2 separate regions of the Homo sapiens genome follow, and region 2 is linked to region 1. A link is a contact called in ENCODE Hi-C or POLR2A ChIA-PET data. All regions are on one chromosome and are shown on one strand. Each heading gives the region's core, a stretch centred on a gene start or an enhancer-like site at or near the end of the contact. The rest is flanking DNA. Distances are from core to core; before and after follow the strand shown.

Region 1 (2,777 bases), core at 229-2,728:
TTTTTAATGTTAAAATTGTCCCAAATTTGGCCAGTGGGAGCATCTTCAATCTGTCTGTCATGTGCATTGGTCTTTTTTTTACTTCCTTGCTTTTGGGTATAAGACATCCCAGGTTCATGTTGTACTTCCTATGTCACATACCTGAGAATCAGCCATGATTTCTTTCAGCTCAAAGGTACTTAGAAACCAAGATGGGGATGTTAAGTATAAATGTTGCTACTGGGTATCATTGCATAAGAAGAGACATATAAATAACTGAAACAGAATAGTGTGTCCAGAAATAGACCCACGCATACATAGAGAATTGATTTTTGACAAAGGTGCCAAGGTAACTCAATGTGAAAAGGATAGTCTTTTCAACAAATGGTGCTGGAACAACTGGATATCCATATAAAGAAAAATCGATCTTGGTATTTCTTCACACAATACACCCCCACACAAAAATCTCTAAATGGATCATAGACCAAAACATAAAAGCTAAAATTATTAAACTTCTAGGTGAAAACATAAAATCTTCACAACCTTGGGCTAAGCAGAGATTTCTTAGGACACAAAAATCATAAAAGAAAAACTTGATAAACTGAAATTCATCAAAATTAAAACTTTTGCTCTTTGAGAGATACTATTAAAAAATAAAAAAGCAAGTCACAGACTGGGAAAAATATTTGCAATACATTCACCTGAAAAAGGTCTTATATCTAAAATATATAAAAATATCTCATAACTCAATTTTTAAAATGTAATCCAATTGTTTAATGGGCAAAAGACTTGAACAGCTACTTCAAAAAGCAGATATATAAATGGACATTAAGCACATGAATTAGTCAACATCATTAGTTTCCAGGGAAATGCAAATTAGAATCATAATGAGATGCTAGGACACATCCAAATTAAAATGACTAAAATTAAAAAGACTAAAAAAAAAATAAGCGTTGGCATATAATTCTCATACTTTGCTGGTGAGAATGCAAAATGCTATAGCCATTCTGGAAACACTTTGGCAGTTTCTTAGAGTTAAACATACACTTACCATCTGACCCAGAAATTCCACTTTTAGATATTTACTCAAGGGAAATGACAACATAGGAATGTAAACATACACAAATGCTCATGGTACCTGGTTATATCCACTTTGGGTAGAAAGAGAACTGTCCCACGGTTTGAAGGTATATGATTCAGAGGCAGTGGCAAATGGCCTAGCTCTTTTGGCCAATAGAAAAAAAAAAAAGTGGTCAGAGACCTGTAAAAGGGAAATTGGAAGATTAAGTGCAATAAATTCTAAGATAGAAGCATGTGAATAGATATGGGCATGGGCACAAAGTATGAAGATCTATATATCACATGAGAGCACCCACCAGAGACCATCCACCATAGAACAGACACTAACCAACCATGTAGAATAACCTGGACATCTGACATCAGCAACCTCACTTCTTGGACCCCTGCCATCCTGGAAGGGTCAGAGATTTGTTCTCCCAAAATAGACACATACTCCAGATACGTATTTGCCTTTCTTGCCTGCAAGACCTCAGCCAGCACCACTATCCAGGGAGTTAACAGAGTGTCGGATCCACTAGCACAGGATCCCACACAGACCAGAGGACCCACTTCTCAGCAAAGAAGATACAAGTCTTCTGTCGCTATGAGTTCATAGCCAAAGAATTATATCCTGCATCACCCACAAGCAGCTGGCTTACTGGGAGGATTTGCTATACACAATAGTCTTTCAAAGTCACACTTGAGTTATGGTTTGTACCACAAATTGGTCAGATTCACCCATAAATCGTGTTTAGGTTATTTCCTCTTCCATCGGCTACTTGTAATGACTATCCTTATGAACACGGACGTCAGCTAAGATGTTTCTCTGACATGGGGTCTGAGAGCTATACTCACACAGCTTGCTTGTGCTGCTTCTGGTCCTGCTTGTGCTCAGCCCCAAATGTATCACTGCCATCTATACTGGATGGTGACTGGGCCTGCCTGGCCTTATGACCTTGTAGGACTGACAGAACTCAGATCCTGATGGGAGGTTCAAACAGATAGTCACTTGGCCAGGCACAACTCCATCTCTACCAGGGCTCAACTTTACTAAGATGACATTTTCAATTATTTCAATGTTTACATAAAGTAGTTCTGCTATGCAGTCTCCAATTTCTGTACATAAAGTATTCCAGATACATGCACAAAAGTTGAAAATGTAATATTAAATCAGCAGACTTATACGTCTTAAAGGATGCCAATTCTCAGAAATTAAAAAAATACAAAAGCCAGGCATAGTGGTGGGTTCCTGTAGTCCCAGCTACTCCAGAGGTTGAGGCAGGAGGATGACTTGAGCCCAGGAGTTCCAGGTTACAGTGAACTATGATTGTACCACTGCACTCCAGCCTAGATGACAAGAGCAAGACCCTGTCTCTAAAATCAATAAAACAAAACAAACTGTCAAAGTCCTAGTCTTACTTCATGTTCAAATCATAATCTTGTTTTGTTCTTGTTAATTTTGTTCTTAAAATTGAAAACAAAGCTTGAGTTCAAATAGACTAAAGAATTTACTCAGGAGGCTGAGGCATGAGAATCGCTTGAACCAGGGAGGCGGAGGTTGCCGTGAGCGGAGAGCACACCATTGCACTCCAGCCTGAGTGATGGAGCACAACTCAAAGACTCAAAAAAAAAAAAAAAAAAGAATTCAGGTTTTTGGCAAGCTTTATGGTTTTCATCTTTGTCATTATTAAGCATATAAAAAGTTCAATGATTGATATTAGCACTTCTATTTTTCATTA
Region 2 (2,700 bases), core at 190-2,689, 44 kb before region 1:
TCTAATACACTCCCTGAATGCTTGCTGATCACTTGGCCCCAGTTCACTCCTGCACAGACCCTGCAGTACCACATGTGCCCTGCTTGCCTGGCACCTCCAAATGGCTGCTGCTTGGGGCACACTGTAACCTGTGCTATTGCTCTTCCCTGTGAGGTTTGGGCTGAAATGAAAGCAAATATCCATTACAGTTGCCTTCTTAGCCCCCATCATGTCTTCCCCTTCAAAGTACACATTCCATTCCTCTAGGCCCATGTATCTCAGAGTCACGTGGGCGACATAATTAAATGCAGACTCACAGGCCCCAAGCCCAGGAATGCTGTTTCAGTAGGTCTGGTGTGGAGCCTAGGAATCTGCATCTCTACAAACACCCCAGGTGACCACACAGCCCATGGTCTGAGAAATGCTGCTGTGCAGTGAGTCCAGTCACGCCACACGCCTGTCAGCTGAGCTATTCACTGGGGCTGCCTGAGCTGTTGCCCTGACCGAACCCTTCTTTTGTGAGATCGCAAGGCTTTGGGTAAATATTCTTTTTACTTTCATGGGTAGTGACAGAGAGAGACACAAATAGAGAAATAGTAACAGGAACAACAGATAATAGTTCCAGCCCCAGGAATCAACTGGCAAATTTCAAAGTTAACAGTTTTTGCCAAGCTGATTACTGGTCAAATATTTTTTGACTGGCAAGGTGAGAGAAAATCTGCATATTGATAAAACTGTAGATATGTTGGTGGAAAGATATACACATTTACACCCATTCTCTTTATGTCATCATTTTACAGTACGAAGAATAAAAACGCATGTGCACAATGAGTTAGCCAACCTACCTGATCAAGGGGAAGCAGAAATAACTCAGAACCTCAGATCTGTAAACATCTAGTATATTAACACTGTCCCAGAAAAGGCTTTGTGTATCAGACTATGAGGAAGACCTGCATCAAAGGCAGGAGGAGGGGACGACTGCAGAGCACAAAAGGATTTTCAAGCCCTCATTTCTGTCCTGTGCAATGGAAAATAGCAGAAATGTTGGCAGCAAGACAAAACAAATGGTATTTCAGACTCTTGAAAAGTATTATATTACATGCAGTTCCTAATGATATCTAGTATTAATCTAAAACTAACACCCAAGGTCAACTCTACAGTATGTTTTATGATTACTAAATGATACAACATTCTGAATGTCTGGGAACAGACATTTTTGCATGGGAGATGGCCTAGAGAGCTAGTAAGAAGCTTGTTTTTCTTTGTTTCAACATTTTCCTCTCCAACTTCCTATCACTCCCTTCTTTAAAGAAGAAGAAGAAGGAGGAGGAAAAATAAAACTATTTGTAGTAACTGCTCTAGTTTCTGCCCTTAGAAATCTGCTCTATTTATTAACTACTCCTCCGGTGAAGAAATTCCACTGAAATTCCTTCAGGGCCTGGCTGCCTTTCAGCTTCTCTCTGCACATTCCTGCCTCTATGTATGTCACCATCTTAAATAGCTGAGCCTTCTGTGCTTTAATAAGGTCTCTCTATAATCCTTTTTTTTTTTAAGAACACAGACCTAGTTTTGCTAAATTTCTGAATACCTTGGATTATAAAGCCCCCATAATACTAATTAATTTCTGTTCTACCTTGTCTCTGTCCTCACTGGTCGGCTAATAACATAAGGACCAGAACTGACCTCATTATAATAACTTCTTACATTTCTTACAGCATAATGGAAATGATTCCTCCAGGCTGGTATTTGAATTACATCCCCCTCCCTCCTGCTACCCCCCCATCCCCAACCCCGAGGCACTATGTTAAAGATTTAGATGTGCATTCTTCACAGATTTCAATTTTCTGGGTCCCAAAATTTGGGTACTAAATTTTTTACAAGGCATATTCTTTTTCTTTGCAAAGTTCATGACATGTCCAAGCATTGCACTGTCTGCATAGAAAACTAAACATTGTTACGCATGGTTCTGAATTACCATCAGCCAGAATTTATCAAAAAAAAAAAGAAAGAAAGAAAACTGTAAACATCCTATTGTCTTTCTTATGACAGGGGCTTGCTTGAAAAGAAGCTTTCAGAAGCTCTTAGTAAGAGCATCTCACCCCTTAGGGTATAAGGAGTCAGCAAACATTTTATCTTGATTTTACCCAGATGGAGGCTTTTGAGTTCTGGTCCTATGAGAAAATCCCAGAACTCTCTCCACAAATTTAGATTAGTGACGTATTTCATAAATGCATCTTTTCCCTTCCCCTTCCCCACTCCACTCCCCTTCTTAAATTATCTCCAGACCCTTGTAGCACAAACTAGTCTTGGAGCTGGATGAGGAATAATTTCCAGTGTTCTATACCACTGTAGGATGACTGTAGTTAACATTAATATATTATATACTCTCAAATAGCTAGAAGCAGGATATTAGATGTTCCCAACACAAATAAATGGTAAACATTTGGGATGATGGATGTGGTAATTATTCTGATCTGATCACTATACATTCTGTGTGTTGAAACATCACTGTGTATCCCATGAATATCTCTAATTATTATTTTTCCATTTTTTAAACTTTTTTTAAAAAATCAGTATTGGAGCAAAGAATTGACTGGCTCTTTTTGCTGATTCCTCAGCAGGATGAAAAGTACCCCTGTCCACATATTGGGACCCCTTCGATTTTCTATTCAAGTGGCTTTCTGAGGTTTTCCGTTGAGCCCTGGTGCACACTCAAGGCAA

What was found. Hi-C counts contacts between places; a loop is a spot of excess contacts on that map. ChIA-PET counts read pairs that join two places held with the same protein, here RNA polymerase II (POLR2A). Pooled maps may share reads with other maps.
Region 2: a loop to region 1 is called in a map of astrocyte of the cerebellum, with 5 times the contacts of the local background. The contact joins two enhancer-like sites. A Hi-C loop is called at or near these places in 2 of 168 maps with a recorded cell type or tissue (astrocyte of the cerebellum and transverse colon) and 2 of 50 pooled maps. POLR2A ChIA-PET finds 5 or more read pairs at or near these places in 3 of 52 experiments (MCF 10A, OCI-LY7 and activated T-cell).

What each region holds. Positions count from the first base shown.
Region 1 is chr2:160,537,477-160,540,253 of GRCh38, reverse strand. No RefSeq gene overlaps it. Among named protein-coding and RNA genes, the nearest start is that of RBMS1, 45 kb to the right of the region's middle. Within about 2 kb of position 1,478, at least 3 of the 41 ENCODE cell types and tissues checked have a DNase peak (open chromatin) inside an H3K27ac peak, as active enhancers do.
Region 2 is chr2:160,581,715-160,584,414 of GRCh38, reverse strand. The region is part of intron 2 of LOC105373718 (a long non-coding RNA gene); the gene reads left to right. Among named protein-coding and RNA genes, the nearest start is that of RBMS1, 89 kb to the right of the region's middle. Within about 2 kb of position 1,439, at least 6 of the 41 ENCODE cell types and tissues checked have a DNase peak (open chromatin) inside an H3K27ac peak, as active enhancers do.